2 separate regions of the Homo sapiens genome follow, and region 2 is linked to region 1. The links are chromatin contacts, found by Hi-C or POLR2A ChIA-PET in ENCODE. All regions are on one chromosome and are shown on one strand. Each heading gives the region's core, a stretch centred on a gene start or an enhancer-like site at or near the end of the contact. The rest is flanking DNA. Distances are from core to core; before and after follow the strand shown.

Region 1 (6,222 bases), core at 3,711-6,210:
GTTTAAGCTACATAGTTGTGAGTACTTTATTTTGGCAGCCCTAGCAAACTAATATGCCTAGTAAATCACAAATCAGTGGCCTGTCAACCTAAAATAATTGAAGTGATCTCATTGCCTGAGGTATCACCTGAAGTTCTTTGTCTCATGACCAAGAAAACTAAGGAGGGTGGACACCAAGGGTGAGGTTGATGCAAAAGTTTAATAAGCGAAAGAAGAAAGTTCTCCATTGTGGAGAGGGGACCCAAAAGAGGATTGCTGTTTCACAGTTGAATACAAGGACTTTTATAAACAGGCTGGTGGGACATGATGCTTTATTTGCATAAGGCACAAAAAAACTGGTCAGGACTAAGTGTTTCATTTGCATAAGGCACAAATTCCTGACAGTTTCACCCTGTCCCTCTAGTGCACATGTAGGCTTTTAGCCTGAGTTACTTCATGTTGTTCAACTTTCTTTTTTGCACATGTGCCGGGGGTGGAATTTTCCATTGTGGATGTGCCTGATTCTGTGTATCTTATCTGTGAAACTGCATATTTAGGCATATTTTAGGCAAAACCCCTGTGCAGGTTCTCTTATCTGAGTATGTCCAAAAAAGGGAAGGGATGTGCTCACTGAAACCCACTGTGTATATGTAGAACTTGCTGGCTACACAAAAGGCATTTTTTTTTTTTATGTTGGGCCTTGCTTCCTTATCTATGCATGTAGCTTGATCTTTCAGGCTGCTCTTTTTGTTAGAAAAGAATTCTTCTGAGGACTTGTCCTAACTATCTGCCTAACTTGTTTCTTCCTCTCTCCTCTCTCATAATCACAAAGGTCAGAATCTAATTTCAAAAGAGTTTATTCAAGTGCAAAGGTAGAGGACTGCAGCCTGGGACATACTCCCAAGTTGCCTTTGCGAGTGCTCCTGAGAACAAAAGAGAAGCTCACATTTTTAAAGAAAAAAAGGGCAAATCAGGAGGGGGGCAATTGTTTGACAGGAATTCTCATTGGTTCACAGAAATAACATTGGTTAGTGATTATTCAACTATAAGGTAGATGGCATTGCATAGCTACTCAGCTATAAAATGACTTGGTTGTCTAAAGCCCACATAGCAAGTGCTTAAAGAGGTAGTAGTTCAAGGTAAAAGCTTAACGGTGATGGCTATTAATTTTCAATGCCTTTCTGGGCCTGATAACTTAAAGGGGCTCGCATTCCTCAGTTAAAAGTTTTTTTCTTTCTTAGGCACTCTGTAATAATGGTCACAGATGTGTCTTTACTTGAGAACAAGGCCCTTGAAATGGCACTACAAAGCTATAATCAGAGTCAGTGCACACCATCAAGCTGGCATATATGAGGAAAGAGCCACAGAATACCTTTAAAAGGATTGAATAAACCCTCCTGAATGGTTTCTAGTCAGTTGCAAGTGGCGAACCCAACTCCACGCAACTGAAAGAGCAAGTTACTGTCTCACACAACCAGGAAGGACAGGGAAGTGACTGGGGAAGACTACAGCCTGGGCCCCAAGGTCTCCTGGGCTTTTTCCACCACTCTCTCTGCTGCCAGCATCATTCTTTTCTACCCACATGACACAGAGCATGACCCCAGACCACTGCTAACAACTTTAGGCACCAAGAGACAAAAACAAGCTTTTTTTTCAGCAGCCCCAGCCAGGAAAATCCCTGGGGAGGCTTCAGCTTGGCCCAGCCAAGTCACACACCCACAACTGTGGTCTACAGAAGGGGTGGGGGCTACTGGACCAAGCAATCACCATTGCTACTGGACATCCAAGGAACCCATAGTATATCACCTACTGCATGTTCTGTGCACTTTAGATTCCAGGGACCAGTACACTGTTCCCTCTGGAGAGGAGGGGAAAAAATATTTTTTCTCTGCCTATCTTAGGTCCTCCGGATGGGGCCCTATAAATTAGGTTCACAAGAGACAGATCAACAAGAAAAAAACAAACAGAAGTTTACTAACACGTGGATCATGTCTCCACAAGGGCACACCCAGTGACAAGCAACCCAAAGTGGTGGTGAAAACTTGGACTTATACAATATATCATCTTAAGGCTAAACAAGGCAAAAAGGAATTGGAACCTTGGGGCCGGGAAGGCAAGTTATGAGAAGGTAACCAGCAAAAGTATGGTAAACAAGAATCGTTTAGTAAGGTTGGTTGTGCAGATTGAAGTCAGTGCCATCTCTGATGATAAGAGTTAAGAGTCCTGCTCATCCTGGTAGGTGACACCTTTTAATATAAAAATCTCCTTTATAAATGTAATTTTTATTTATTTATTTATTATTTTTTTGAGACGGAGTTTCGCTCTTGTTGCCAGGCTGGAGTGCAATGGAGCCATCTCGGCTCACTGCAAGCTCTGCCTCCTGGGTACAAGCAATTCTCCTGCCTCAGCCTCCCGACTAGCTGGGATTACCGGCACCTGCCACTATGCCCAGCTAATTTTGTATTTTTAGTAGAAACAGGGTTTCGCCATGTTGGTCAGGCTGATCTCAAACTCCTGACCTCAGGAGATTCACCTGCCTTGGCCTCCCAAAGTGCTGGGATTACAGGCATGAGCCACCGCGCCCAGACGTAATTTCTTTTCTTTTTACAAAAAAAAAAAAAACTTGTACTCCATTTTTAAAGAGCTTTTTACCATGCGTGGTGGCTTACGTCTGTAATCCTGCACTTTGGGAGGCTGAGGCAGGTGGATCACCTGAGATCAGGAGTTTGAGAACAGCCTGGCCAACATGGTGAAACCCCATCTCTACAAAAGAATGAGCAAGGTGTGGTGGCAGGCCCCTATAATCCCATTTACTTGGGAGGCTGAGGCAGGAGAATCGCTTGAACCCGGGGAGTGGAGGTTGCAGTGAACCAAGATCATCCTACTTCGCTCCAGCCTGGGAGAAAGAACAAAACTCCATCTCAAAAAAAAAAAAAAAAAAAAAAATTGGAGCTTTTCCTAGGTCTGCTCATTCTCCATGGTTTTTAGTTCAAAATAATCTATCTGCCAAAGATCCAAAGATGCGTATTTAGGGGTAGCACATTTTGGTTCCCTTCACCACACTAGGATTCATACTTGGAACCACTGATCCTCCCTTGTGGAAGTAATTACGGTCACACTTTTTTCCTTTCTTAGAAATATGCAGGAAATGATTTAGGCCATTTGGACCACCCATGAAAGCCATCTGCATATGGGAGGAGTAGAGATGTCCACACAGGTGCTGATAGCATGACTTAGAAACACAGAGCACAGAACCTGACCAAAAGAACTCCTAACTGGAAGCTGCACTCTCCTTCCTTGTCATGGATGAGGAGGGGTAGCTTTATCATAATTCTGTAGCCAAATCAAGGAAGTGCCTCCCAAACAGCATGTGGTTAAGAACACATACTCTGAAGCCTAGGTTCAGATCCTTCAGATCCCAGCTCTGGCCCTTACACACTGCGTGACCTTGAGCAAGTTCCTTAACATCTCTGCATTTCCATTTTCTCATCTGTAAAAGGTAGACTTTTCTCATTTTTTTTTTTGTAAAAATTATAGGAGTTGATTCCACATACCACCCTTAAACAAGTGTCTGGCACACTATGTAAATATTTGTTGTCTTATTATTGATGTTGTTATAATTCTGAAGAATGTGGACTTTGGAGTGGGATGGCCATTGTTCATACTGCAGCTCTGCGTCTTACTAAATGCAGCCTTGGGCAAGTTACTTAAGCCATCTGCTGCCTCAGTTTCCCCGTCTCTAAAATAGGAGTAATAATAGTTCTTTCCTTGTGGCATTGCTGTGAGAACTGACTGAGATCATACATGTAAGGTGCTAAGTAGTATGGTGCCTGGCACGTAGTGAACACTCTGCAAATGTTTGCCATTGTTATCCTGTGTTTAAATATATTCAGCCCTGTCAACACATGCAGTTGTTAATACTTATTACATGCTCTCAATTGCTGGGGCTATGCTGGGGAATACAGGAGAAATTAGGGCTGGAAGTGACCTAGGAGACCTTGTCCAACTTTGTTACTTGTTGGATTTTATTTTATTTTATTTTATTTTATTTATTTTTGAGACAGAGTCTCACTCTGTCACCCAGGCTGGAATGCAGTGGTACGATCTCAGCTCACTGCAACCTCCCGCCTCCAGGGTTCAAGCGATTCTCCTGTCTCAGCCTCTGAAGTAGCTGGGACTACAGTTGTGCACCACCACACCTGGCTAATTTTTGTATTTTTTTAGTAGAGACAGGATTTTGCCATGTTGGTCAGGCTGGTCTCGAACTCCTGACCTCAGGTGAAAACGCCCGCCTCGGCTTCCCAAAGTGCTGGGATTACAGGTGTGAGCCACCGCTTCCGGCCGCGCCCGGCCACTTGTTGGATTTTAACTCCGAGCTCTGAGCATCCACATCTTCATCAGCCGAAAGGGACTTGACCCGTCGGCTGGCTCCCAGGAGCAGCATCAGTGGCAGCAACTCAAACACGAAAACACTGGTTAAGAGGGTGGTTCATGTTATACCTCAAAAGTGTCTGGGTTTGCAGACAGCAAGCAACCAATTACTTGAAAAAATCTGGGAGGAGGCAGATCAGTTAGTATCTGCATAGTGAGGGAAAAGCACACTGCAAGAAAACGTCAAATCCATATGGGATTGGAGACGCATCACCATTAGGCAAGCTGGTCTCAATGTAAAACAGTTTTGCTGGATGAGATTTAGTGGGTGTACTGGTGAGCCAAAGAAGGCTTGTGTTTTTCACTTCCCTGCTTTTTTTACTCCAACTTCTGTTGTTAGTTAGCATACGGTGTCTCAGATGTCTGAATGAAGTGTAAATTGCATTTGTGATATCTACAGCTAGAAATGATCTATTTAGGAAGGAGGGAAAAAAAACTGACACAAAATAGGATAGAGACCTGGTGCCTTTAAAAGGAATTGCCTTCAAGGTCCTGCAAAACAAGCTCTGACATTCAGGTGCCTTGCCAACCATGATCCCAAGCTGCTGTTCCACTTCCACACTTGGCAAAAGCCAGAATGAACAAAGGCAGCAACCCAACTGTCTTCATTCTTCAGTGGTTCCAACAGATGACATCATCTGTGACTGCGTTCCCCTTTTCTAATTATGGAAATCAGACTTAGGAAATCAAAATCAGTCAGAATTGGCTACTTATCCAAACTCCTCTCTCCTATCTATAAACGTACACAACCAGCTCTCTTAAAAATTATTTTATTTTTAAAGAGTGTGCAGTGCTGGAGTGGTGTAAGAGAGCAAAACAATAAAATATCCAGAAACAAAAATCCAGAATGGCATATGCTTTCCTGTGTGACCCTTTTGGGCCTGAATAGTGGCTCTTGTAAAAAGCTTCAAGTTTCCACCAGGTGTCCTGAATTTTCAGTCTCATTGGATTTTTTTCTTAATGTGGAAATTATTGTTTTTCATCTTACAAGAGAATACACTTAAAAACCAGTCCTCAGTACCCTTTTTGGAGATTGAGAAAACAGAGCCAGTGTGGCTTAAACAATTCCCTTCTCCCCAAAATGGAGGCCGGTGAAGACCATGTGACAGTGGGTGTCTTCAGCCTGACACGTGATATCCTACTCCCAGTGACAGCATCCATGAAACAGAATGGCATGGAGAGCATCAGCACCCTGCATAAAGGACAGCATCCCTCTTCATCAGCAGTGTCTAACCATTCATTCACCCAGGAAAAACTTACTGCACACCTACCTTCTCCTCAGAACTAGAAAACGATGATGAATCAGACCTGGTTCCTCCACTGTAGTGAACAGAAAGGCCCATCTGTCTCCCGCCTCCTAGAATAGACACTAGGCTTCCAGCGGCTTGACTGTCATTGTTACTGTCTATGGTAAGCATTTGTCATTCATTTTTGGCAGCTCAGCATCTGAGCCATTCTTCAATATTATGGGCAGCCCCTTTTGATGTCTTGGTGGGAAGCATGAGCCACTTCCAGTGACAGACTCTTGCTTTTTTAGCCTCCTTTGCAACTTGAATTAAGACACCTACAAGATGCCTAACCAGAGCATCTGTACTGGAGAGTGACTCAGGAGCTTCAGGGTCCACTGGCATCTACCCTACTGCAATGGAGGCAGAGGTGATGGTGACCTCCAGAGACAGTCACAGCAAGGTGGTGCAAGCAGCGGAGTCTTCTTAGGAATGGTTCTGCTGTGATATGGGAGGTTTATCCTGGCCACATGGGCTCCAGTCCTAGCTCTCTGGAGCTCCTGGAAATTTAGTTAATGACCTAATA
Region 2 (5,981 bases), core at 3,275-5,774, 46 kb after region 1:
GGAATTATCTGTGGCCATGTATTAACCAGGGTTCTCCAGAGAAACACAACTAATAGGATATATATAGATACATAAGAGGAGATTTATTATGGGAATTGGCTCATGCAGTTATGGAGGGCTGAAAAGTCAGCTGTCTGTGAGCTGGAGAACCAGGAAAGTTGGTGGGGTATAGTACAGTTCAAGGCCAAAGCCCTGAGAACCAAGGAGGGGTGTCCAAAGGTCTGAGAACCAGGAGCACAAATGTCCACGAACAGGAGAAGATGGATGTCTCAGTTCCAGAAGAAAGAGAAAAATTGGCCTTTCCTCTAACTTTTTGTTTCATTTGGCCCTGCTATGGTTTGAATATTTGTCCCCTCCAAAACTCATGTCGAAATGTAATCCGCAATGCACCAGTATTGAGAGGCGGGGGCTATAAGAGGAGATTAGGTCATGAAGGCTCATGGATTCATAAATAGATTAATGGATTATCATGGGAGGGGAACTGGTGGCTTTATAAGAGGAGAAAGAGAGACCTGAGCTAGCACACTCAGCCCCCACACCATGGGATGCCCTGTACTTACTCAGGACTCTGTAAAGAGTTTCCTCCATCAGGAAGGCCCTCATCAGATGTGGCCCCTCAACCTTGGGCTTCTCAGCCTGCATAACTGTAATAAATAAATTTCTTTCCTTTTTTAATTACTCAGTCTCCAGTATGTTCTTATATGCAAAATGAACTAAGACAGGCCCTCAGTGGATTAGATGATGACCGCCACATTGATGAGGGCAATCTCCTCTACTCAGTCTATTGATTCATATACTAATCTATTCTGGCAGCACCCTCACAGACACATCTAGAAATGTCTTACCAGCCATCTGGGCCTCCCTTAGCCCAGTCAAGTTCACACATAAAATGAACCGTCACAGGCACTGGCTTCTTACTTACACTCTGGTCCCTGACCCCTAGTCTTGCTAACCTCTTTTTCCCTTCTCATCTTCAGCCAACTCCCCCAGTCTCTGTCCAGATTTCTATCTCCTCACTCTAGTCACTGACTCTGTTTCTACCTCTTTAGTCCATCTGTGCTTGGCATAATGCCTAGTAACACCTTTTGCCACCTTCTAATGACAATTCTCCCTTGAATCTCCAACTTTGCCCTCTGATTTGACCTTGAAGGTCCTGGCTCCCTTCCTGCCTGAATTCTTCTCCCTATGCCCGGTCTCCCAAACTAAGACAATAACTCTGCTGTTATGTGTTTTTTATAAATGTAGATCAAAGATTGGAGAGAGAGTGTGTGATTTTTAACCAGTCCATGTGAACCACCAGGGTCTCATTTTCAAGTTACAAAAAAGTAAAATTAATCAATTAAAAGAAGGGTCGGGGTGGTTTGTAATATTTTGCCAGCCACAACTGCCAGGATTTTGTTTAGCTTCCAAAGCATCTCGACACATAGCACACAAAGGGAACCTATACCTCAAGGTAGCCGAAACTTAAAGTCACAGTAAAAACTCAGTAATTCTAAATCGATTCCAAATTAGTAAACAATAGAATCTAGTGCAAAATGCATGAGACTGGGTGCCTGGCAAATAACCGGGGCCCAAAAAATTTGCTAATTGATGGAGTGAGAGTCCTAATAGATTATTTTTAGCTCAAGCTTTTTTTATATTTATGCACCATATGGCTCTGAATAAGGGACTTAAGTTCCCTGGGGCCTCCGTTTCTTCATTATAGAATGTTGGCTCTGCGGTTCCTTCCAGATCTAAAATTCTATTCTTTGCACCATCAATGAGATAGAAGTTTCCCTCAGTTCTCTGCTCAAATGTCTCCTTGTTAGAGAGACATTTCTTGGTAATTCTGTATTAACTAGGGTGTGTCTCTTCCCTGTCCCTCTCTATACTCTTACTTTTATTTTTTCTTCATGGTACTATTATATATGTATTCATCGTTTGTCTATTGTTTGTCTCCTGCCACTAGAGTTTAAGTGTCTTGAGAGTGGAGATGTTATCTGGTGTGTTCAAGGTTTTATTGCCAGCACCTAGAACAACGCTGGGCACGATAGGATCACAATGCACAGTCAATGAATTAATGCAGGATTTAAATAAATCATAAAGAATATCAATTTGAGGCTGGGTGCGGTGGCTCACGCCTGTAATCCCAACACTTTGGGAGGCCAAGGCGGGCAGACACGAAGTCAGGAGTTCGAGACCAGCCTGACCAATATAGTGAAACCCCGTCTCTACTAAAAATACAAAAATTAGCTGGGTGTAGTGGTGCACACCTGTAATCCCAGCTACTCAGGAGGCTGAGGCAGGAGAATCACTTGAACCCAGGAGGTAGAGGTTGCAGTGAGCAGAGATCGCGCCACTGCACTCTAGCCTGGCGACAGAGAGAGACTCCATCTCAAAAAATACATATATAAATTTAAGAGGAATATGTACTCCATTTAAGAAAGCAAACTTTTTGAGTACTCTTAGCTCTGTTTCAGAAGTATTCATTTGCTTCTAAAAGAATGTAATTAACTGCAAACTACTCCTGTCCTTTCTAAAACTATCTCCCCTGAAACAGTCTCCCAGGCAATGCTTTCCAATCCTAGTCCTAATTATTTTTCACCTTGAAGGTAATCCATCTGCACATACTTATAGTTATTAAAATTTAGTTTTGGCCAGGTGCGGTGGCTCATGCCAGTAATCTCAGCACTTTAGGAGGCTGATGCACGCAGATCACTAGAGGTCAGGAGTTTGAGACCAGCCTGGCCAACATGGTGAAACCCTGTCTCTACTAAAAATACAAAAAATTAGCTGGGCGTGGTGGCACACACTTGTAGTCCCAGCTACTTAGGAGGCTGAAACAGGAGAATCTCTTGAACCCAGGAAGCAGAGATTGCAGTGAGCCAAGATCACACCATTGCACTCCAGCCTGGGCGACAGAGTGAGACTCTGTCTCCAAAAAAAAAAGAAGAAGAAGAAGAATTAGTTTTATTTGTTCAGGCTGGCTTTCCCTAATTACAATAACCCAATCCCACAGGTTTGGTAGTAGATGGTTTATCATCATATGTCATGCTTCTACTCCATTTGAGGACATGTTTTAGAACACATTATTAAGTGTTCTGTTTCTGTATTGAGATTTCCTGAGTTTGAATCTTGGCTTTGCTACTTCTTAGCTGTGTGATTTGGGACAAGACACTGAGCCTCTCTGGGTCTCCAGTTCATCATTGGTAAAATGGGCACAATAATGATCCTGGTTTTTCGCCATTTGCCCTTGCTATTCTCTATCCTGCTCTGTGTCCCAGGAGGCTGACTCTCAGTCCTCAGCCCCGGGGATCCCTAGGAATGGAACACACAGACCCTGGGCAAGAGATCCAAGGGCAGTAGGAAAGGGGGTGAGAACATTCATCTTCCACTCCCTTCCTCCTTACAGGATTTTGGCAGTGTCTGTCTTCCTTTACCCATGGCCACAGCACCGAAAAAGTAGCCTCTCTGCCATGGCTAAAGATATCATCAGGTTCTGGTGACTCCGCCCTCTCCCTTTGCTCTTTTGGGCCTGGGATGCTAACAGTTTCCTGTTCTTGCTGGTTCCAGATGCATTCGTATTCCTTGAAGATTCCCTTACTACTGTGTACACTTCTGAAAGCAGTCCCTTATTAAAATCCCTCCAGTTAATTCTTTGTTGTGCTGTCTGCCTTCTTCCAAATCCGAACCAAAGCAGCATAAATACACTGCCAGACACTAAGGGAATGAATACATGCACAGCAATTAGAACATTGCCTGACACATTGTAACTTCTCAACTCATGTTAAGCATTATCTACATAAGTCAATGAGGAAAAAATGTACAAGACAGCATATGTCAGCTTATGTGAAAATACATTGTTCAGAATTGACATACCTTCTGTCTAGTAGAAAAAGCCCTACATTTGGGCTTGGCAAAAACAGGCATTATATGCAGTCTTTTGTGCATCGTTTTGAGCAAGTTAAAAAATTTCACTGAGACACATATGGTTGCTGTGAGAATGACAGATGATGTATATGACAATGGTAGACACAATGTCCATTTAACAGCAGGCATTCATATATGTTAATCAAATGAGCAGGGCAGGGGGGTGCTTGGCCAGCTGCAGGGTATCCAAATCCAACCATGCTTAGCAGGGGTCCCCTACTTGGTTTAAGGCTTTGCAGGCACTGTCTCTAAATTCCTAATAATTTTTGAGGAAAGGGGTTTTGCATTTTAATTTTGTATTGGACTCCACAATGATGTAGCTAGTCTGGGAAGAAGGGTTCGCTTTATTTTTCAATTCAGTGATGTTACTCTGTAATTGACTATTTATTTTTGCATCAAACATGGATTCATCACCATCTATCTGAAAGAAAATGAGACTCTTAAAAGATGGCATCTGTGTTAAGACTGTATTAATTAATGAATAAATATCTGCCAAGAAGCTGGTATGTGTTAGGAACTGTGCCAATACTTCTTTGAACCTAAAATGTCCTGCTTTGCAGTTCCAGGCTGAGCTGATCCACATGTGACAGGATTGGAATTGACCTCGCTGTGAACCTTTCAGTCAGATCTGTGGTATCTGAGTCTTGAGAAAAAAAAAGAAAAGAAAAAAGTTTCTTATTTCATCACAGCACTGTGACTCAGATTTGGACAGTGAATCATATAAACTCAATTAGAAGAACAGGCAGTTAAATCCTCCAATTAGAGGATTTTAAAATCTGGGAACACCATAACAAACTTGGAATGACTTAGGGGATGATGCACCACTATTCCAGGATCCCAAGTCTACATAATTAAAATGCACAGAAGCAGCCAAAATGATTACCTCCTCAGGGTAGTAATTGACACCCAGTAGGTGTGCTCTGACCTTGACGGAGGATGGAGTAAAAACAGAACAAACAAATTTGAACCTTTAAGGAAATAATGACTCTGCCAGCAGCAGGGAAGACAGAACCACTTCCAACGCATCCTGTTGGTAGCCTAATAATGTGTGCACCCCGTAGAAATTTATCTAGGTCATTCAACAAGAAGGGATACATCCCGAATGAACAGGCAGCAAGGGCATCAATCCACACATGCTTATTTCTCAAGTGAGGCAGGAAGGGCTCTTTCCTTCTGAGGGTCTTAAATGTTTAGCTGGAATCTAAAGGGGGTAAATGGAGCAGAATCTAGGAGCATAGCTTCTGTGGCAGGGGACAGGCTTTCCTTTGCTAAAGTGAACCACTAAGTGAGAGCATTTCTCTCTTGCTTACATATTCTCACACACACACAAACACACACACACACACACACCCCCAAACCCAATACATCCACCTTTACAACACTAGTTAATACCATCTCTAAGATCATAGTAAAGATATAGACTCTATAGAGAATTAGGGCAGATATGGAGGGCAGGGAGGGGAGAGTTGACAGAGAAGGTAGCTCTTGATTTATATAAATAGTTCTAAAGTACAGAGGCTGGTATTTGTCTTTATTATTTATAAGTTTGCCAGGTTATTTTCCCATTGGGCTGTGGACTACTCAAGGTCAATGCTTAGTACAGAATTGGTCTCAGTATGGGTTTAGGCTGGAAGAAAGAATGAAGGAAATGCAGTGACTTTTCAAAGTCCTATAAGCAGGGCTGAAACTAGTCTATAACATCTTTTCCCCTTCAGATTGCCTTTGATGTTCTAATGCAACTGAATACAAATGTTGAAGGAGAGGAAATGGATGCAGAGTGTGATATGTTCTGTGCTCCAAACCCCCTAGGTAGCCAGAGGATGTGTCTAAGCAAGCTCATGCTATTGCTTACCTTAAACAGCTATAGGGAGCAAATACTGTGAGGAAAAAGAACCCTGACCCAGATACAAATCACGGAGCATTAGTCTTGGGAAACCCCAGAGACAGACAGGGTGGGGAGCTCTCATGGACCAAAGATCAATGGTGAGTCAAAGAGGCAGCCTCATCAACATGGCAATGGCCAACAGATGTTTATTGCCAGGACTATCAGACTCTGGTTGTGGGTTTCTGTG

The links. Hi-C counts contacts between places; a loop is a spot of excess contacts on that map. ChIA-PET counts read pairs that join two places held with the same protein, here RNA polymerase II (POLR2A). Pooled maps may share reads with other maps.
Region 2: a map of aorta shows a loop between it and region 1 (2.0-fold over the local background). The contact joins two enhancer-like sites. A Hi-C loop is called at or near these places in 4 of 168 maps with a recorded cell type or tissue (Calu3, PC-9, aorta and 1 more) and 5 of 50 pooled maps. POLR2A ChIA-PET finds 5 or more read pairs at or near these places in 5 of 52 experiments (AG04449, AG04450, H1 and 2 more).

Annotation. Positions count from the first base shown.
Region 1 is chr5:34,547,331-34,553,552 of GRCh38, forward strand. No RefSeq gene overlaps it. Among named protein-coding and RNA genes, the nearest start is that of RAI14-DT, 110 kb to the right of the region's middle. Within about 2 kb of position 4,961, at least 5 of the 41 ENCODE cell types and tissues checked have a DNase peak (open chromatin) inside an H3K27ac peak, as active enhancers do.
Region 2 is chr5:34,593,772-34,599,752 of GRCh38, forward strand. No RefSeq gene overlaps it. Among named protein-coding and RNA genes, the nearest start is that of RAI14-DT, 59 kb to the right of the region's middle. Within about 2 kb of position 4,525, at least 5 of the 41 ENCODE cell types and tissues checked have a DNase peak (open chromatin) inside an H3K27ac peak, as active enhancers do.